Regions from separate parts of the Homo sapiens genome. Here region 2 is linked to region 1. Evidence: chromatin loops called from intact Hi-C (ENCODE). Cell type or tissue: B cell. All regions are shown on one strand.

The links. A loop is a pair of places that touch in the nucleus more often than their neighbours do. Peaks named below come from ENCODE experiments on the same cell type or tissue, not always from the same donor. Only the 100,000 strongest peaks of a DNase experiment are listed, where the experiment ranks them.
Region 2: it touches region 1 in a loop (7-fold over the local background); 3 of 110 quality-filtered maps call a loop at or near these places.

What each region holds. Positions count from the first base shown.
Region 1 is chr14:89,716,567-89,724,566 of GRCh38, forward strand. No RefSeq gene overlaps it. Among named protein-coding and RNA genes, the nearest start is that of FOXN3-AS2, 140 kb to the left of the region's middle. In B cell, no CTCF peak of the experiment used is centred here; DNase peaks (open chromatin) are centred at 2,995, 3,565, 4,455, 5,485 and 1 weaker place; H3K4me3 peaks cover 2,776 bases; H3K27ac peaks cover 3,543 bases.
Region 2 is chr14:89,183,437-89,191,436 of GRCh38, forward strand. All of the region lies in intron 4 of FOXN3 (forkhead box N3), which reads right to left. Among named protein-coding and RNA genes, the nearest start is that of FOXN3-AS3, 160 kb to the right of the region's middle. RefSeq lists a silencer at 4,918-5,102. In B cell, no CTCF peak of the experiment used is centred here; DNase peaks (open chromatin) are centred at 3,505 and 3,835; H3K4me3 peaks cover 1,150 bases; H3K27ac peaks cover 3,828 bases.

The sequences.
Region 1 (8,000 bases):
AGACTCGGCCTTTGGACTCTAACTGCAGTGCCTCCCTGGGTCTCCAACTTTGCTGGCCTACTCTACAGAGTTTGGACTTGCCAGTCTCCATAGTCATTTTAAGGGCTAACTCCTTAAAATCAATCAATCTCTCTCACATCTATACACTTTTTACTTTTTTTTTTTAAAGTAGGTTTTGCTATTTGCCCATGATGACCTCGAACTCCAGGACTCAAGTGATCCTCTTGCCTGCCTCAGCCTCATAAAGTGCTGGGATTATAGGCGCAAGCCTCCATGCTTGGCCTATATACATCTCATTGGTTCTGTTTCTCTGGAAAACCCTGGCTAATGCAGGAGAAGACAACTGTCACTGTTAGTGCCAACCTAGAGAACCCTGTTTCCTTGACAGTCTAGTCACCAAAACTGCGTGGCTTCTTCACAGCCCCCATCAGACCTGCTGTTTGTCCTGAAAAGGAAATGAGAGGACCACTATCCTCAACTCTGTGTCAAACTTGCTAGTTAGAGGTTGGGCTCAGTGGCTCACGCCTGTAATCCCAGCACTTTGGGAGGCCAAGACAGGTGGATCACTTGAGGCCAGGAGTTTGAGGCCAGCCTGGCCAAAATGGTGAAACCTTGTTTCTACTAAAAAAAATTCCAAAAAGTAGCCAGGCATGGTGGCACACGCCTGTAATCCTAGCTACTCAGGAGGCTGAGGCAGGAGAATTGCTTGAACCCAGGAGGCGGAGGTTGCAGTGAGCCAAGATCACACCACTGCCCTCCAGCCTGGGTGACAGAGTGAGTCTGTCTCAAAACAACAACAACAGCAACAAAAACTTGCTAGCTAGAGCCCTGAAGCAGCTAATAGATGATAAAAAACCATAATGCCTATGGAAAAAGGACTCATAAATAACTTAAAGACATTTGTTACTAAAATAAAAGCACAAAGATAGCAAACTAAATAAAAATATTACCAACAATATATATAGATTGAAAACTAGTAATATATAGTACTGGATATTTTTCCATTTTCCAGCTTTTACTACCTGAACAGTTTTCAGGATTTGCCTTCCCTATGGTTTTAAAAATGTGCTTCTAAATCATAGATAACACACATGCTAAAATGTTTTTTCTTCTTTTTCGGGGGGAGGGGACAGTGTCTTGCTCTGTCACCCAGGTTGGAATGCAGTAGTTGCAATAACAGCTCACTGCAGCCTCCACCTCCCAGGCTCAAGCAATCCTCCCGCCTCAGCTACCATAGTAGCTGGGACTCCTGGCGTGCACCACCATGTCCAGCTAAATTTTTGAATTTTTTTTGTAGAGATGGGGTCTCCCTATGTTGCCCAGGCTGGTTTTGAACTCCTGGACTCAAGTGAACCACCCCCCTCAGCCTCCCAAAGTGTTGGGATTACAGGTGCGAGCCCCTGTGCCTGGCCCTGTTTTTCCTTCTATGTCTGATTCTTCGTGCACATATTGCATGTGCTTTGTACTTTTTGGAATGGAGTTGTTGGTTGTCTTGCTTCTCATTTTTCTATTGTGGTCCCAGAGGTGTGGAAGAGCTTGAATAAAACAGTACCATCATCACCTATTATGTGAGGAAGGCATTATTATCCCTATGGTGCAGAAATGGAACTGAGGATCAGAGATGTCAAATAATTCTCTTAATGTCACTCAACTAGATTGTCCCAAAGCTGGCCCTAAGCCCAGGGCTGTGTGACTCCAAGTTGACATTGCCTTTTTGATTGAGATGCTTTGAGTAATTTTTATCGAATTGGCTTAATATAGCTGAGTAGTGATTTGCCAAATTTGTGCCACCACATAGAAGGTTATATAGGTCCTTATCCATAAACACTATAGCCTAATGTCTTTGCCTGTGCTGCCTGCTCCTCCCACAGGTGACCCTGTTTCTTCCCTTCCATCAACACAGCTGGCTGTTCCATGGCCCTTGGCTACCAGCTCTCAGCTTCCTTGATCTTTTCCAAGGCTTCAGTGCAAAGCATCAGCTTCTTCTCTGCCTTCTGTTGCATCTCAGTTTTCTATTCCCCACTCCTAGATAGCCCCTCCACAAATTTAAAAAACCTAATTATTCCTAACACAAATGAGTTTAAAGCATATGAAGCAAATTTCTCACAGTTGCAAATAAAGGCACTGTACTCATTAGTACAAGTGACAAAAATCCAACTCAATCAGCTTTATGGAGTTAATTGGTTCATGTACCTGGGAAGTCTGGGGGTGACCACCTTCAGGCATAGCTGTATCAAGTGGCTCAAACAATGATAAGAGGGCTCTGTCTTTTGACTTTGATTGACTTCACTCTCAAGCAGAATCTCTCCAATCTCTCCAACACGGCTGCAAGGACCCCTGTCTGGCATCTTCAGCCTCCTGTGTTCTTTAGATCTCTGCATCCTAGGGCAAGGGAGAAGGACACTTCCCTCCACCCCTACCCCTACCCTTAGCTCTCAAGCAAACTCCCTATAATGATTTTGATTCACTTTGCTTGGGTTGCATTATATCGCAGCAATGGGGTGGGGTCACACTGTTGGCAGCCTTGCCAACATCACACAAAATGGGTGAAGTGGTCATTACCTTCAGATAGAAAAACAGGAGACAGGCGAGGCGCGGTGGCTCATGCTGTAATCCCAGCACTTTGGGAGGCCGAGGTGGGCGGATCATCTGAGGTCCAGAGTTCGAGACCAGCCTGACCAACGTGGAGAAACCCCGTCTCTACTAAAAATACAAAATTAGCCGGGCGTGGTGGCACATGCCTGTAATCCCAACTACTCCGGAGGCTGAGGCAGGAGAATGGCTTGAACCCGGGAGGCGGAGGTTGCTATGAGCCGAGATTGCGCCATTGCACTCCAGCCTGGGCGACAAAAGCAAAACTCCATCTCCAAAAAAAAAAAAAAAAGAAAAAGAAAAACAGGAGACCAGAGTAACATTTCACCTCGTCATGAACTTTCCCTGAGGGACTCTCATGACAGCAGAAAGAGGAAGCACGTGTCCTCTATCTAACAACCACAACCACCATAGTCTCATTCAGCAAGATTGACCCCCACCTTCCAGTTGGCCTGGGTTGAACAGGTGCCCAGCATTAGATCCAGAAGCCAGGAGAAAACAGCCAGATGCAACAGGCACACCCAGTCCCTGAAGCCCTCACTGGTCCCAACTACCCCAGGCCCTACCAGAAGTATCTGTGGAGAGGAGGGATGGAGGCGTTCAGCCCCCTTCTCCACTCCTAGACCCCCAGAGCAACTTCAGGGACTCATTTCAATAAGTATATTCCCAATTTATTTCTTTTTTTTCTCCCAGATCTAAATGATCATCATGATGGTGATGGAGGAAGCAGTGATAATGATGATGATGATGTCATAAAACTAAAATTATTGAGCACTAAGTACTGGTCAAGATGCTTTAGATACATCAGTTCATCGAATCCTCTCAACAACCTTGTTTTACAGGTGAGCGTTTGAGGATGGGTGATAAGGTCTCGCTGTGTCCATATCCAAATCTCATCTTGAATTGTAGCTCCCGTAATTCCCATTTGTGGTGGGAGGGACCTGGTGGGAGATAATTGAATCATGGGGGTGGTTTCCCCCAACTGTTCTCGTGGTAGTGAATAAGTCTCACGAGATCTGATGGTTTTATAAGGGGAAACCCCTTTTGCTTGGCTTTCATTCTCCTTCCTGCCGTGTTTGCTTCCCCTTCCTCCATGGTTGTGAGTTTCCTGAGGCCTCCCCAGCCACACTGAACTTGAGTCAATTAAGCCTCTTTCCTTTATAAATTACCCATTCTGGGGTAGTGTCTTTGCAGCAATGTGAGAACGGACTAATACAATGGGGAAATTAAGAAATGTACCCAAGGTCACATCTGGTAAAGGAAGAATGGGGCTTTGCACTCAAGCAGTTTCTTAACCAGTCGTGAAGATTCTTGTTAGTGGGGCACTTATGATGTGCCACATGCTTTACGTGAATTATCTCCTTTAACTTTCACAGTGGCCCAACAATACAGTGCCTATTATCATCCTTGCTTCATGAAGAAGAACACGAGGTTTAGGAGGGTTCACCCTCTCAGTCAAAGTCCCTGAAGTGCAGAACTTGGCCAACCCCACAGTGGACTGGCTTCTGCTAGGCAGTTGGGAGCCACTGCCATCTCCAAACAGCAGGAAGAGATGCTCAAAGCTGTGCTTTTGAAAAATCAATCTGGCAGTAGTGGAGAAGATACACTGTCTTTTCTCAGCTCAGCATACCAGTTGGAAGGCCTAACCACAGAGCCAGCAGGCGGCAGAGCTGGGGGTTAGATCCCACATCTACCTGATTCCAGCACCCTTGCTCGAATCCCCCAAACCTAGCTGCTTGAGGCCAGATGAAGGCTTCCGGCTTCACAAGTGCCCTTCCCTCACTGCGGGTGCATTGGCACCTCACTTCCTTGCCACACTTCCTCTTGTTTTGAACCACTATATTGGCTCATCTCAGCAGCAGACAGTTCCTCTGAATAGAGTATGCCCTGAAAAGTCAAAATCTACCACCAGCTGGAGCTGGTAAGGCTGCAGTACTTCCTGTTGAATCGGGTCTTGGGGCCAGAAACCACATTGTTATTTATACCCGAAGCTCTTTATTCACGGTGCTTTACAAAACAAAGAAGGGGCAGCCCCCTGTCTTATGGAGCCAGCAGACCCCAGAGATACAGAAGACAACAGACAATAATAAGCCCTCTCCCCTCTCCTTAAGCTGTAACTTCCATCCTGCCTGACCAGTCCCTGCCACTGCCCCTTTGTTTCTTCTATTACCTTCCTCTGAGCAGTCTTATTATGGAAATAGACTCCTAATTAACACATCAGGTTTCCGCTTTTCCAAAAAGTCTCTGAAATTGGCCCGTTTCATGATGTTGTTCACTCCAAACACCCCCTGCTATCTTTATTTTGTTCTGCTTTTCATCCTGGCTTATATCATTTATTTCTTTGTATTGAAAGCTTGTCAACTCATGGGACCTGGCATGTATTAATTAGGAGGATGGTCTGGAGCCCGACACAGCTTGATGGAAAGCCAGTCTGAGGGGGGAATTAGGCAGAGAATCAGAAAGAAGCTGAACCAAGCAGCAGAGGGGTAGATGGCTTAAGACCATGACCCAAATTTCAGACCCAGGGTGACCGACTGTCAGCCTTCTGGGCTGGGATTCTTCCCTTAAGCTAAGACAGTCTTCACTTTGTGCCATAAAAGTGCACGTCAGGTCTCACCTCTGTGCCGTTTGCTCAATGTGTACCCCCCTGCCGGGATGCCCTTCTTTCTCTTTTCTACCTACTAAGCTCTGCTGCTTTTCAAGGCCAAAATGAAGTCCCATCTCCCATAAAAAGCCTTCCGCGGCTCCTCCAGTCCTGAGCAACCTCCATTTTCATGACACTCTTGCAGGATTTGTAGCACATAATTTAGGCCTTGCTTATGTAGTCTTCTTAATGAGAACTGTCTTAGTCTCTCCAGCCACGTCAGAGAGAAACAGAGTTCAGGAAGACATAGGTTGAATAAGAAAGAAGCTTGTTTGCCCCTCTGGGGACAGCAGGAGGAGAGGGACAAGCTCAGCAGGCCCGTGCGATTGCACAGAAGCTGGCCTCCAGCGTTGCCCAGACAATCCCCAGCTGTTTTTTAAAAACATTACCAAGTACACAAATCTCTGCTGTTACCAGCTGGCTAGAGTTGCCCATGTGAGAAGCAGCTCAACTGGAAACCAGTGTCTGCAAGTTGAAGGGCGTGTCCTTGGATTTTGGACTCATATCTGAAACATTTATTCCTTGTTCTGCCCACAGGTCTTAATACGCATGGGGAACACTGTATTGAGGGGCTCTGTGCCCTCTCCTGAAAATCCTTTGTCCATTTCTGAGTGTCCTTCCCTTGGCTTCTCTCTTTTTTTTTTTTTTTTTTTTGAGACAGAGCCTTGCTCTGTTGCCCAGGCTAGAGTGCAGTGGTGCGATCTCGGCTCACTGTAACCTCCGCCTTTCAGGTTCAAGCAATTCTCCTGCCTCAGCCTCCTGAGTAGCTGAGATTACAGGCATGCGCCACCACACCCAGCTAATTTTGTATTTTTAGTAGAGTCGGGGTTTCACCACGTTGGCCAGGCTGGTCTCAAACTCCTGGCCTCAGGTGATCCACCTACCTCAGCCTCCCAAAGTGCTGGCATTACAGGCGTGAGCCACCAAGACTGGCCCCTTCCCTTGGCTTCTATGCCTGCTTCTAATGACTCTCTTCTAAAGACTGGTGACAGATGTACCTGGAAATTTGGGTCCTCCCTAGGGGGCCATTGGCCAATGGCTGACTGGTGCAGAATATGAAAGCCCAGCTCTGGGGTGCCTGGAGTTGGGATACAATCAGAGGTGTAACTTACACTCCACTGCTTTTTGTAGAGCCATGCTGAGGCTGGGACTTGGCCTGAAGTGGCTGTCTTGCTGGGCTCCTTTCCCTTCCCCATCCAGCCTGTTCCTCCTCCCACCCCCTCATTTCCCCTGGAGCACTTCATTTATAAACTCTGGCATACTAGTCCCCATCTGCGAGACTGTGTCTGCGAGACCCTGACCTACCATAATGCATATGGCACATCTCTTCATTGGTAGTCAGCCCACCATCACCCCCCACAAGCCCATATTTTAAGGCCATTTTATAAATTCAAATGTTCCCTCCAATACAGTGAAAATCCATCCAGTCATGCTCAGGTGATGTGATGATAGACATCTAGTCAGAAACTTATTTTTATTTATGTTGGTTACAAATTAAAGTCATCATTCATCCTCCTAGCACAGTAGTATCTTGCCCCTCTGTGACTTTGGATGCTGCCAAGGTAGTCACGAATAGATTTCATTCATCTTTCTAGATCCTGTTTTCTTGATATTTGTAGCTCAAGAATGATTCTGCACCACTGGCCCTGCCCCAAATCCTCCTGATAGGCTACTCTGAGTAACCAAGCAAATGAGAAGATGACTTTCTGTCCCAGGCCACACAGATCACTAAACTCTAAGTTTATTAAAACCTCTCTCTAGACTGGGCACAGTGGCTCACGCCTGTAATCCCAGCACTTTGGGAGGCCAAGGCAGGTGGATCACTTGGGGTCAGGAATTTGAGACCAGCCTGGCCAACATGGTGAAACCCCACCTCTATTAAAAACACAAAAATTAGCCAGGAGTAGTGGTGGGTGCCTGTAATCCCAGCTACTTGAGAGGCTGAGGCAGGAGAATCGCTTAAACCCAGGAGGCAGAGGCAGGAGAATCGCTTAAACCTGGGAGGGGGAGGCAGGAGAATCGCTTAAACCTGGGAGGCGGAGGTCGCAGTGAGCCGAGCTCAAGATTGCACCATTGCACTCCAGTCTGGGTGACAGAGCAAGACTCCGTCTCAAAAAAAACAAAAACAAAACCAAAAATCTCTCTCTAAACCCACCAGCACACTGCTACCTTTGCTGCTGCTGTACATATTCTCTTTGAACCCCCATTCCCCACCCCCAAGCCCCAAACCAGGTCTTATAATTCTTTGCCCCTTCATAGTGCTCAGCACAGGGCCAGGGGCAAACTTGTCAAATTCATCAGTCACATGGGAAGTAAAAGTCACAACTTTGAACCAAGCCAGGTAAACAGGGTTTGTGCAAGAGTCAACCTATTCATGGGACCAAGTACATTTCCAAGCTAGAGACAAAATTGGCCACCGAAACATATTTTTCTGAAATGTAATTTCTCCAACTCCTTTAACTATCTGCCCTCAGGTGCATTTGGTTTTTCTTTCTAGCGCTATTGTTCTGCAACTTGATCCCTTTTTCTGCCTCTCTGAGAAATTCAAGTTTTCCTGAACTTAGGGTTTTTAGTACTTTAGATTTCTAAGAAAGGCAGTTTATTAGGAAACCTTGTGTTTACTCAAGTTTGCAGCAGGTCCCGGTTGGCCAGCAGGCTCAATGTGATTCCTTGAAATTCTGTTCCGGGCATGGACTCCCGGGAGCTAAATGTAACATTTAGTCATCAATAGGATAATTTAGGTTCATTCTTTCTACTTGCCTCC
Region 2 (8,000 bases), 530 kb before region 1:
GTAACTACAAGCAAGAGGGAGGGGGAGATAGAGCGAGAGAGAGAGAATGAATTAAGGAGGCAATGAAAATATACTATGGTACATGCTAGGACAGGGGGCCTAGAGGCAGAAAGGATGGAGACACCTAACCCAAACTAAGGGGTATTTGGGAAGGCTTCCTTCCTGTAGGAAGTGTCAACTAAACTGGAGTTCAAAGGCAGAAAAATGGCACATACAAAGACCTGGAAGTGATTTTTTAATGATGCAGAATGTGCTCAAGAACTAAAAGGCTGCTTTTGGACAGCACACAATCCTAGCAGAAATGAGATGTGTTTGGACTTTATCCTATGGGTAGTGGGAAAACCATTAAAGGGTTTTGAGCAGAGAAGTGCCCTGCGCTGCAGCAGCTGACAGCCAGGCTCTGCAAACCAACCTAGGTCTACATCTCATCTCTGTCAATTATTGATCGTGTCCCCTGAGCAAGCTACTTAAACTCCTTAAGTAAGATGGGGGACAAAAATGATATTTACCCAGGGTCTCTGGAGACTTAGCTGAGTTACGGAAGGCACGAGTATTTGGAAAATACATGTTGGTCATCAATATCGTCATCATCAACATGATCAACATCCACAGAGGAATCCTGAGGCGGCCTGTGCTTTCTCTACTTCAGAGGAGCTGAAAACCCATAAGGAACAGAATGGGACAGAAACCAGACCATGCTGGAAGAATGTAGCCATCTTCCTGGTGACAGAGTTGCTGGAAGAGCAACAGATGCTGTTATGGTGCTTCTGCTCCCCTTGTGCATAGCATGTCATATCAGAGCCACCCTTGCAGCAAAAACACCCAAAACACGTAAAGTTGGACAAAGATGAGGGAAGCCCTGGAACAGGAGCAGAGCAAATCCAAGTTAGGGAGCGCAAGTTCTTCTTAACCCTAGCATGGTTGTCAAGCCATCTGCCAATCAAGGAAGAAAAGCACCCCTGGGGAGAGTGTGGCATGACAGAGTCCTCTGCCCAAATACTCAGAACATGTAAGCATCAGGCGCATGGCCAGCAGAGAGGAAAACTAGGAAAGGAAGCCAGTCGTCACCAAGTTCCTACTGGAGACCACGTTCTTTGGATGTTCCTTGTCTCACGGAACCCTCAGGGATGAGGTATACTGCAGTGGTTAAGAGTGTGAGCTCTGAGCCACACAGCCTCAGTTTGGCCTTGCCCCGTTACTGGCTCTGTGGCCTTGGCCTAGTGCCTTCACCTTCCTGGGTCTCCATTTCCTCACTGGTGAAGGAGGCTTAAACATACCTTGCAGGATTGCTCTGGGGATGAAATAAGATAAGCTAGGTCAACGGCTTAGCTCAGTGGCTGGCTCGTTATGTAAGCTCATCATCGTCATCGTCACCGTCATCCTTCTGCCATCCTATATCACCTCTCCAGCATCCTCTTACTAATGATCTACAAGGATAGGGCTGAAAGGGGTCCGGACATGGGGAAATACTTTCAGCCCATTATGCTTTTTGTAGTTATTCCTAACTGCATTTACCTATTAAAACATCTTCCTGATTAATGAACAGCATTCACTTCAAAGAGAATCTCATGGACAAAGCTCTCTTGCAGCATTAATAGGCTTTCCCTGAGCTATTTCCTGAACCTCACAAGACTCCTGGCATGTAGACTCAGCTCTTCCTCTGAATCCTGCAGCTTGTTCTCAAATGAGCTGCAACTAAATGCTGCCTCTGCCAACCCTGGCACTTCTCCGTCCTCATCATTGGCAGTCTTCTCCATGGAGAGATGGCGGATGTGCTCGTGTTTGCTCACCAGCTGCCAGAAGCCAGCTGTGACACTTAACTATACCCCTGTCTTTCTCCTTTCTGTCCCCATCCCCAAGTGTCAGGAACGTGGCTTCTGAAGAACAAGTCACAGCCAGTCTAAAATGGCTCTGTTAGAGAAAGGCATTCTGAGGCCCACAGTTCACTACTCTACATTAGGAAGCTCGGTGGGAACATGAGTCCATTCTTCAGCCTTTTCTCTACCAGCAAATCTACTCTTTCCCTTCCTTTTACTCTGTTTCCCTCAGAGCATATTAAGACACCGAAAGACCAAAACCTTTACAGCCAATCTGACGCACCTGATGTACTGAAGTGCACTGGCCTCCAGCTATGTAAGACATCAAAAGGGCTGGACGTTGAAAGTCAACTTCTTCCTCGGATTTGTGGCTCTCTCCAGACAAGGCCCAGGCCTCTAGCATCATCCTTGCAGGTTAGGCCAGTTACGTATTTATCTTTTAGATGAGAGAATACCCACCCCTGAGGCTCTCAGGATGAGGGACATTGGCGCCACACTTCCCCACACTTGCCATCAGCCACGTTCTCTGCAGTTAGAGAGGGACTCTTAAGCTTTCTGGTTTTAACTAGCAAGAGGGCAACCTTCACACATAAGAAGAGAGCCAAACAGAGCAGCACTGCTCATTGTAGATGCTATGTTCTAAATGGGATAACGCAATCCTGAGAATCTTAAAAAGAAAAAAGTCTAAGGTCCAAGACAAACTCCTCCACGCTACATTGTCCCTCAGCACTTCCCCAGCTCCCCTCCTGAGGCTTAGCTTCCTTGGTTTTTCACAACTTCTAAAATTAACCTCTGAGCTCTTGCCGCTGCCTTTGGAGGGCAGCCCTGGCTAACTCTCTCAGAGGCCATAAGCTGAGCAGCAGGTGATTCCGCTAATCCTTCCCTTTCCTAAAGTCAGCCTTTCCACCTGCTTACTTGGAAGCACACTGGGGAGGGGGCTGGCACGGGGAGACACAGCCTATTTCCTAGTTGTCTTCCCTCTGCTGTGCCTGGTGTGTCTGACATACATCCCAGTTCCAGGCAGGGGGAGGAACGCCTTCCCCCAATCCCTCCCCTTCCCTCGTTCCATTTTGTTGTTTTGTTTATTATCTAGTTTGTCTCTGGGAACCTTCCAACCAGGGATTATATAAGCCTTTGAAGATGAGTAATGGAGATCTGGCTTCTCCTGACTAACAAGTCCTCCATTGGGGTTAAAGCTGACTCACGGGGCTTGTCAAACGGGAACTGCAAAGCAGGTACTGAAGGAGATACTAGAAGCTGGAATGAATCTACATAGCCATTTTGAGGGTGGAGAGGGTGGGGTAGGCAGATGGATTTGACTGGAGCATAATCCAAAGTCCAGGGGGTAATGAGCCAGCCATGTCCCATGCTGACTGTTCTGAAGGCAGCATCCTATAGAGCGCGTGAGACATGGTGGCTCTCCTTGCAGAATGTTTCCTATGCTGCAAACGGGCAAAGTCTAAAAGGGCTAATGTCACATGCACAGCGGATGCTGCCAGGAGGACAAAATGTTGTAGCCTGAGGTTTTTATTAGGTGCACACTGCCGCTGCACTGCAAGTGAAGCATTAGACTGAAATGAGAGGTGGAGGGACCCCTAGGGACTCCAGCCCAAGCAAGACATGGTGTGCTGGGCTCCCTTGGGGCAACACGGACCCTCCAATGATAAAGAGGCTTGCTCTGCCTGGGGCTCTCACCAGAGTCTGAGCCATTTCCTTTGTGCAACCTAGTCAGCTTCAGACCCTGGACTGTGGCCAGTCTGCCGGCCTTGAGCTACCTTTACAGATGCTGAGCAAGGGTAGGAGGAAGAGAAAAGATCTAAGTGGCTGCCATCTGGTGACCTGGAGTGGCTATGAAGGGTGAGGACAAAGGAAAAGCCTTCCAGCTATCCAGGCCAGCCTCTATCTGCTGGGAGCAGAACAGCAGCAGAGACTAGGTTGGTGGCCCCCATGCAAGCAGGGGCATCTAGCAGCCCAAGAGGTGAAAACAAGGGGCTATAAATAGCACCGCACGAGGAAGCTCTATCAACAGAGCCCAGCCATAGCACCAGCCCACGGGGGAATACAGGCAGGCTCTGCGCAGACAGGAAATGTGTTGCTCTCCGAAGCCACACTCTCCACTCATGGGCAGTGGCAGGACCCCTCAACCTAGAGAAGACCTGGGATATATCCACACTGGGACACAGGCACACAAACACCCCTACATAGGCTGCCCACACACCATCACTGTGGCTGGCTGGCTGTTGCCTTTAACCATTTTTGCACAGGAATAGCCTCTCACTTTTTCCAGGCCTTGGGCGATGCCGGCAGGGCAGGGGATGACTGCCTAATCATTCTGCCTGTAATGCTTCTCCCTTAAGAAGGCAAAGGACTGCCTCAAATCCCAAGGCAAATAACGTTATGCAATATAAAATGAAAAGAAAGGTGGCGGGGGTAGGGGGCACGGAGAAAGAGTGAAGCCAGAAAGAGCTAACCACAAGCTGCAGATACATTCCTCTGGTTGGGTTTATGGGGAGGATGGGCCAGCTGGCTTCCCAAGTGCACAGAGAAGACGCTCCATGCATCTTCACTCCCTTGCTAAGGAACTGCTCCAATCCTTGGGGTCCTTACAACCTGCTCCTTGACTGTACTTGCCCTTGACCTCCAGGGCATTGAACCAGGGCTGGCGGTCAGATGGGACGGTGAATGCAAAGGTAGACTCCCTACTTTCTGCCCAGTCTTCACATTTACTTCTCTGTTATTCCTGTCCATGAGCGTCTCCTTCTGTGACCTTTGTAGGCACCCCGGGTTCTTTCCTTCCACTGTCTTGGAGCCCCGTTCTTGGCCTGGGGCTTTCATGAAGGCTGTGGCTGGATTTCTCACACAGCGGTAATAGCCTTCTAAAAAAAAGCCTTCTAAAAATGAGCCTACAGCTTCAAAACATGAACACTGAGCTTGTAAAACTCAAATTCAGCATTTCAATGTAAATAGGACCGTGGCTACCCTGGAAAAAGAAGTATTTACAGTCTGAGTATTACAGAGTTGGAGAGGGGAGGCGAACACTGAAAACAACTCACTTGTCAACTCATCAGGAGAAGCCTTTTTCCTTTCCTACCTATGCTCAAGAATCCAGTAATCATGGACGTTTATGGAAGCTGCTGAGGATCTGTGAAGGATCAATCAGTCCCCTTGCCTGGCTTGGTTTCATTTCAAAGATATTCCAGGCTCCAGCAGGCCTGCTTCACCAGACTCTTCTCCAAAATGGCAGCTTGGTGATGAGGTCCCAGAAGAGACAGAAATTTCTAAAAATGGGTACTGCTCCGGTCCATTACGTTTAAGCTGGCCCCATATAGCCTCTTCTAGCAGAAGGTCATGGTCCCATTTTCCCTCTGAACTTCAGCAACCAGCTGGAAGTATTTTTGTGAAACTAATGATCACTGTGTAGTGGCTGGGTGCAAAGGAAGGTGCTCGAATCTTACATGGCTCTGATGAAATCAGTATGTTTCCACTGGGTTGAGTTATGCAACTTAATTTTAGAAATCTTTTCAGCCTGGAACTTGATTACAATCTGGTCTGTACTTTTCCTGCAATGCCATCTAAGAATGGAAGTTTATTTAAAAAAAAAAATTTAAAAACATATACATTTCTCTGAAATATGAAACATCATTTAAAAACCACACTCCAGGTTAACTGCTAGTTATAGAGCTAGGCCAGTGACACATCTGCTTAGCAGTGGTGTTTGCATGTCAGAGGTGTAGGCAGCCCAACATTGCAATGGCTGGAGGTCTGAGTTTGGAAAGAGAGAATCAGAACTCTAGACTGTTCGGAACAGGTAATGGCAGCTCCAGGCAGAGGAACAAGTCTCCCTGAGAATGCTCAGCTGAATTTCTTGGGTCTTTTAAAATAGGAACAAATAAGAAAGGTTGGAGTCAAATATCCTAAAGTTGTCAGGAAGGCTGGGACAAGCAGAGGGGCTATGACGGATGGCCTGGAACTCCACGTAGTCCAATACTAACAAAAGGCACCTGTTTTGGGTCTGAGGATGGATGTTTTCCTGTGTGAAGTAGCATCCACTCCAAAGGCAGGGACTTCCCACTGCTCAGCAAGCCATGTGGCCCTCAGAGAGCCAGAACCCAAAATGAGCTGAAGGCCTAGCCATAAGAAGGAGATAGGTGAGTGCCAGCCCCTAAGCGGTGGTGTTGTAGTGGCGTCTGCTGCTTCATGTCACTATTTCCTCACTACCGTGTTTCATCAGTAAGAGGCTGTAACACAGCAATGTCCTAACAACAAGCTGAGCAGACCTTGGTAAACCAGCTGTCTGTGTGTTCAACAGGGTTCTAGCTGGGTATGGGATGTGGGCACTGGTACTGACCTCGAGTGGGGAGAAGGAAGGGACAGATATCTTTGTTTGAAGTCACTCTTCATCCCTTGGGAAGAGATCTTTCTAAAACCATGGTAGACTATCTCCAGAGATGGTAAAAACCTCAGGTGGTGAGAAGAGAAGTCTCAGTAAGGAAATGTTGTCTCAAACTTGACATTGTTGAAGGCCAACAAAAAGAAGGTGAGGATGGGAGTCCTGCTTAGCTAAACAGCCCTACCCTGCTATCTGGGGCAGCCTGGGAGGCTGGATAGAAATGGTCCAAGCTGGTAGCGTGGTTTCATTTCAAAGATATTCCAGGCTCCAACAGGCCTATTTCACTAGACTCTTCTCCAAAATGGCAGCCTGGCGATGAGGTCCCAGAAGAGAAAGAAATTTCTAAAAATGGGTACTGCTCAGGTCCATTAGGGTTAAGTTGACCCCATGTAGCCTCTTCTAGGAGAAACTACAAACTCACAGGAACAATACCTGCAGGAGCAAGGAAGGCCTCTTCACTGGGACTCATTAAAGGATCTGTTTCCCTTTCCCCAAGTCTTAAGTCCTGAAATTATATAAGAACTTTCTCATCTTGGAAACACACCTATGCATTCATTCATACATATGCATGGCTGCATGTTTATATGCATATGCATGTAATCATGCACTTATGTAGCTTTTAAAGTGATTCTATAAGGGAAGTTCTACTTTAGCATTAGTTCTTCCTATGACCTGGTGTATAAATGAGAAGGTTAAGTTCACAAACTATGGTGCTGTAGGCTATAGAAATATCTACTCACAACCTGCTTGTATCTCAGGGGGAGTATTCAAAAGCATCATGGCACTGGCAGCATCAATGTCAGGATCTGGAAAAATCAACCAATAAATAACATTATTTACAACGGGGCCGGTGTGTGTGTGTGTTTTTCCCCCTGCAAGTTACAGTTTATGAATGCAACAGAGAAAAAAAAAATATCCAGCAACTGGATGAGCTATCCCAAAGGCGACTTTCTTCCCAGTGGGATTTGAGAAGAAGAAAAGGTATTCTAGAATGAGATTTAAGGATCATGTTAGTAAATTTTTCATCACACAAGCATGGTTTCTTCTCATTTTGTTAATTTTATAATTTGCACTGTATGTTCCTGATAAATTGCTGATCTATGCACCCCCACAGCTTTTACCGTGGGGTGAGGAGCAGGAGAGTCAGTGACAATAGGAAGTTCAGCCATATGAATCTTTAATGAACTGGGGAAAGCTCACAGCATCAAGAAAGCATTAAATACACCTGCATCTAGTGAGATACAAACAAGACATGTGGTCATTTCCATTTGTCAGCAGAATGTAAATTGTGTTTCACGAGGTTATGTGTTTGTAACAGTGGTGTGGATGTGGTGAAGGCATTAAAAAAAAGCACTTAAAATATAAAGAAAAAAGTAAAGTTGTCATGTTGAGGGCACAATGTTTGCTTCCACTTCTATTATTGCTTTTAATATGGGTAAAAAAAAAATACTCATCACTCCATTGCTATAATTCTTAATAGGTTTCTGAATCCTTACTGATCCACCAGTTGACAGATGGCAGGTTATATAGAGACAGAGAAAAATATTATCCTTTTATAACTAAATTCATTTTCCTCTGAGAAACAGCAGCTCTGCTGCTATGGAAATGAAGGTCACCATGGCAACAGTAAACAACCCCCAAGAATGGTCACTGAATAGGCTGAAAAGAACATCTGCCCCAGCGCAGCGTCCCAGCTGCCCTGGGGCGAAATTCACTAATAGTGCGGTGATGCCGCGTGACAGAAGCTGCCGCCTGTGCCCTGTCCAAATAAATGAAGTGTGCAATTGAAGTCG